2 separate regions of the Homo sapiens genome follow, and region 2 is linked to region 1. A link is a contact called in ENCODE Hi-C or POLR2A ChIA-PET data. All regions are on one chromosome and are shown on one strand. The core of a region is the stretch at or near the end of the contact, and the rest is flanking DNA. Distances in the headings are between cores, read along the strand shown.

Region 1 (2,700 bases), core at 32-2,531:
GGCTTGCCATTGGGTCAGCGTGCAAATCACGGGGGTGGCGGCGGGGGCTGTCCTTCAAAATAAGAGTCTCCGGTCCCTGAGCCGCCCGCAGGCCCCAAAGTCGCAGAGTCCGGGCGTCCTCACACCTGTAGGGCGGCAGGGTCTCCCCAGGGGCCACCTGGTCCGGGGGGACAGGGGGAAGGAGATTTGAGGCTCTCAAACAATTGTTGATTTTGTCACCTCCGAGGGCCGTGGGAGAAAACAGCCCCTCTGTGCCCTCCGTGAGAGGGGGGTTCCATGAGTAACACCAAGGCGGGGAGGGAAGAGTGAACCGGACCACCATATGGGATGGGGACGGCCTCTCTGCCCCGCCGCCGCCATCCCTCGGTCAGGCCATGGCTTTGGTAATGTTCGGTCTGAGCGGACGGGGACTCAGCGTGGAGTGAGACGCGTGAACGGTGCGGGTGTGCGTGAAGGGGTGTGAGTTCCTGTCGTGTGACTGCGTGTGCGGGGCGTGGTGCGCGGCAGCCGCTGTGGCTGTGCGGGAGGCTGTCCGCGAAGGACTCGCGCGTGGAGCCGCCGTGGGTGCCGGCGGGTGAGGGGAAACGTGCGTGGGAAATGAAGAGAGCCGGCTCAGACCCCTTCTAGAGTCCTGGACCGCTGCCCGCTGGGCACCATGCCCTCGTCCCACGCCCCCCCCTTGCCCCCGACACTGCTGCGGTGACCGACAGTAACCCCTCCGTCTCCAGCCCCTCCGCCCCCCAACCCCGGGCTGGCCAGCGCGTCCGCTCTCCCCCTCCTCTCACCAGGCCGCGCCGGTGCCCACCATATGGGAGGGCCGGCCCGCAAGGCGCGCCACGGAATCGCCCGGCCAGGCACCGAGGCGGCGGCGCGGGCCTCAGCAAAGTGCTGGTGGGCGACCGGGGCGGGGGGGGTCACCTCCCCCGGGCCAGTCCGACCCCTGCCCACCTCCGCGGGGGCCCATCCCGCTCCTCCGACATTCCTCCAGCACTCGCGCGGTGCCTCCGAGAGCTGCGCGGGAGCACGGCCACGCGCCCCGAGGCCGGCCAGCCCTCTGATCACCCGGGGCCGCGTCCACGCGGCCGGCCGGCCCCGCCGCGCCTCTCCCACCTGAACTTGGCGCACGCCGGACCGGCGGCCAGGCCCCGGCGGTCCTGCGGCCGGGCGGGCTGGGCTGGGGGCGGCGGCTAGACTCTCGGTCCGGCGGCGGCCGGGGGCCGAGCCGCGGGTCCTGCGCTGGCTCGATCGCCCGCCGGCCCGCGGGTCGCTGCGGCGGAGCACTAGCCCGCCCGCAGCTCGCTGGGCACTCACTCCCCGCCGCTCACGTGACGCAGCGGGCGCCGCGAAGGCTCGCAGGAGGCTCGGCCCCGGGCGCGCGCCCCATTGGCCCGCGCTGCGCGTCACACGTCCCGCCCCGCCCTGGCCCCGCCCTGGCCCCGCCCCGGCCCGCCCGCGCGGCTCCCGGACTTGAGCGGCGGATGCTCGGGGATCCCGGAGCTGCCAGACGCGCACGCCCCCCAACACGCTGCCTGGTCCCTGGCCCGCAGCCACCTCCTTGCTTCCCACCTCTCGCCGCTGTCTCGCGGCGTCCACGAGGGCCGGCTTCTAAAGCTCGGTTCCCAAGGTGAGAACGTGAGACTGGCCTGAAGACTTAAGAAAAGCTCTGAGATCGCCCCAAAGTGCAGTCTGCGTGATTGAGCGGGAAGCGCTGGGGAGCCTGTCTGGCCCGGTCTGGCCCACGTCCCCACCTTCATCCCCAGCGCGGTACAAGCAGCTCTGTCCCCCGCTGAGTGTCAGATAAATCACTTGCCTAGAAGGACGTATTTTTGGATAAATACGGTATTGGGCTTTCAGCAGGACAATCAGTTACCCTCCGGAAATTGCGCGCGCTCTGCGCTGCCACCCTGCCCTCCAGGACTAAGGAGGTTTGCTGACCGGCCCCCCCCCCCCCCACCTGAAACCAATGACACCTTGTCTCTGGGGCACCTTTCTGAAGACCAAACAATGCTTCGCAGTCTACAAAAGCGTTCGTAGACTGCTTTAGTCCGCAGCAATCCTGGCTCGCATTTGGGTTCCCGCTTAGAGACAGGAAGAGTAAGGCTCAGAGTGGCTTGCCCAAGAAAAACACGTGGGCTGACGGTGCTAGGCACCCTGCTGTGCCCTTTAATCCACACTCCAGCTGGATCCTCAGCCAAGCACTTTACAGATGAAGAAACCGACTCAGAGAGGGCACCAGCCCTCCCCAGCCCCACAGCTGGGAAGGAGCAGGTAGAGAGGTAGAGCCAGGTCATCTTGCAGACACCCCCAGGCCACCTGTGCAGAGCTGTCCTACTGAGCTTCCTTCCTCTCCCCTCCTGGCACTGGGAGGTGGGGAGCATTTTCTCCTGCTTCTTCTTGAAGACATTGCTAGAACAGGAATTTTTAACCATACCCTTTCCAGGCTCTCTGGAATGCTATAGGTCTAGGCTTGCTTGACCAGGGATCTGGGGACACTGTGCACCAGGTCAGTGCCAGGGATTCAGCTGCTGCTGCCACTAGGAGCCAAACCAATGCGTTGCCAGAGGGCTTTAAGGACATTTGTGTTGAGGATGGTGAGAGGCTTTCTAGTTCACAGAAGTTGGAATGACCACTCTGGCATTACAGCAGCCCTGGCTAGCCTGGGCAGAACAGTGGAATTTGTCCATTTTCATAAGAGAAGAG
Region 2 (2,700 bases), core at 46-2,545, 100 kb after region 1:
CCTAGCAGAGAACCCTACAGCTGTCAAACAGTCAAGAGATGATGTATCAACCAGTAGTGACATATGAACCCCACTGGATTCTGATTCCAACAGACAGTTACATAAAATATTTGAGGCATCTGGGACAACTGAAAATTTGAACATTTGCTAGATACTGACATTAAGAAAATACTGTTAATTTTTAAAGAAGTGGCAACATTAGATGGCTATAATTTTTTTTAATGTCCTTACTTTTTTTTTTTTTTTTTGAAATGGAGTCTCACTCTGTCACCCAGGCTGGAGCACAGTGGCACAATCTCGGCTCACTGCAACCTCTGCCTCCTGGGTTCAAGCGATTCTCCTGCCTCAGCCTCCCAAGTAGCTAGGATTACAGACACGTGCCACCACGCCTGGCTAATTTTTTTGTGTTTTAGTAGAAACAGTGTTTCACCATGTTGGCCAGGCTGGTCTCGAACTCCTGACCTCAGGTGATCCACCCACCTCGGCCTCCCAAAGTGCTGGGATTACAGGTATGAGCCACCGCACCTGGCCAATGTCCTTACTTTTTAAAGATAATGCTGAAATATTTACAAAAACAGTAATGAAAACATCAAACCTCCTTTATAGATAGTACTCCAAAGCAATGTAATAAATAGGACACGTGTTATATACTTGAATGTTTGTCTCTTTTTTCTTCAAGATTATCTACCAGGTTCAATAAAGGCATCCGCTTTCCTTCATGAACTTTCCTTGGTATATGGTCAACTCTTTCTACAAATTTCACCACCACACTTCCTTCTATTATCTCTGCAAGTTCCATTCTGGTACTTTGTGAACTGTTGAGGTGTCCCTTCCTAAGTCACAATTCACACTGATGCATACACTATAGTGAAACACTGGCTTTAAGAAAACTGATTAACAGAAAACCGGCAATTGTTATTTATTTTAAATAAGAAGTCATAATACTATTAGGAATAGAGAGCAAGATATAAAATCATATCAACCCTTTTAGATAAATACAAAGGACAAATGAAATACACAAAAAACAATATATTTTAAAAATCCACTGTTAGTTTTTAGAAAAAGATTTAGCAGTTTCCATTAAGCACTACATCCCACTATTCCATTTTTAGGAAGGACAGATGCTTGAGGCCATAGGTTACCAGCTCTTGTTTGGTCTTTAAAAATGCAAGTAAGTTGCTAACATTTTCAAATAAGATTTCAACATAACTCTGACAATGCCACAGGACACACAGTTTGGCTCCATGTACACGTACCTGGGGACAGTGGCAGTCCCCAGGTCTCTGCCATGCCAAGATCAGGCCCCAAGGCCATTCAGCACCAGGCACAATCTCTGCTTTCCTGACAACTGGCCTGCTTTGCTTATTTACCTTAGTAGCCTTCCAGGTAACTGACACTGGTGTTTGAACGCTTAACTTTCACAAAGCTTGTTTAGGCAAATAAAATATGTTCATACTGATGCTGGGAATTTTGTTACTAATTTTTTCCCTTAAGTTCAAATAAAACTAAGGAGTTGATAAAAGGGTATTCTGAACAGAAAAGTAAAACCAAGAGCACAGAAACACCTGCTGTGTTTCTTCTGCCAGTAACAGTGACAGAGAACCCTCAGGCCCTTGCTCGTCCGGCTGCAGCACACACGGCCTCACCTGCATTGCTCCCCGCTCCTCTCTGCTTTTTTTCCTTGGCTAGTTGAATGGCTCGGTAATCAGTTCTTGCTGAGCCCCCACTTTCCTGAGACCAAAGAAAAGCATGTCAGTCACTTATCTAGACACAAAGGAAGGGTAGCAAGGGAGCTACAGAAGTGCCATAAGCCTGCTTCTGGGACATATCCGAGCTCCCAAAACCAGAGTCACCAGCAAGGCACACAAAGGGCCAAACGCTACATCCACTTGTGGCGAGGGCCGAACAAACTTGGAGCTGGAACAATGTATGTGACTTTCTTATCCAGAGAAGCAAAGTTCATTCCTTCATAGTCTAAAACATAGCCAAATATTTTAAACAGAAACTTTTAAAATCAATTACATACTTCTCTGCTTTCTGAAACAAACACCGAGCCTTGCCTGGGTAACCCAGGGTCACCTTACCGCGACACTTTTCACGCTGTTTCACACACGTGCATGGCAGGCCCGGGGCAGGTCCCACCTTAGAGACCCACTGTACAGGCTGCTCTGGTGGCAGGGGCTATACTTTGTCAAAGTCTTACACAAAAATAATAATGATGGTACTGAATTCAGGAACTTGCCTGAGGGAGTCAGACAGTACTCAGAGGACATCAGCTGTTGCAAGTCTGTGAACGTTTCCTAAGAAAGACAGTTTAACACTTATCGCTATGAAGAGAAAAAGAGCAGCCCTCAAAGCTCGTAGCATACCTGGGACCCATTCACCACACACCATTTGTACTCAGAGAAGCGAGGTAGCCCAACGTCACACAGCTAGCAAGAAAATGAACACGGGGTTAAGACCAAGGTCTTGCTGGCTTCTCTACCTCCACCCACAGCTGCAGCTGCACCAGGGAGCTTCCATTTCCCAAGGCACCGAGGCACACAGTCCTGGCACCAGGGACTGACTGAGCACTTGTCTCTGACCTGTGGCCACCTCCCATCCCTGCCCAGTCACCTGTACACTTAGCAACTACTATGGCCGCCTAAGCAAATGCCGGCAAGCATGGCTCTGCCACCGACAAGCAAGACACCAGAAATG

Evidence for each region. Hi-C counts contacts between places; a loop is a spot of excess contacts on that map. ChIA-PET counts read pairs that join two places held with the same protein, here RNA polymerase II (POLR2A). Pooled maps may share reads with other maps.
Region 2: a map of body of pancreas shows a loop between it and region 1 (2.0-fold over the local background). The contact joins the enhancer-like site here to the promoter of KLF15 in region 1. A Hi-C loop is called at or near these places in 2 of 168 maps with a recorded cell type or tissue (CD14-positive monocyte and body of pancreas) and 1 of 50 pooled maps. POLR2A ChIA-PET finds 5 or more read pairs at or near these places in 1 of 52 experiments (activated T-cell).

The regions. Positions count from the first base shown.
Region 1 is chr3:126,356,127-126,358,826 of GRCh38, forward strand. KLF15 (KLF transcription factor 15) reads right to left here and starts at 1,282. Exons shown (of 3, transcript NM_014079.4): 1 at 1,111-1,282. RefSeq lists enhancers at 1-583, 584-1,343 and a silencer at 1,242-1,461.
Region 2 is chr3:126,458,007-126,460,706 of GRCh38, forward strand. It overlaps ZXDC (ZXD family zinc finger C), which reads right to left. Exons shown (of 10, transcript NM_025112.5): 7 at 1,647-1,731. Among named protein-coding and RNA genes, the nearest start is that of ZXDC, 17 kb to the right of the region's middle. Within about 2 kb of position 1,296, at least 3 of the 41 ENCODE cell types and tissues checked have a DNase peak (open chromatin) inside an H3K27ac peak, as active enhancers do; they include body of pancreas, where a contact is called at or near this core.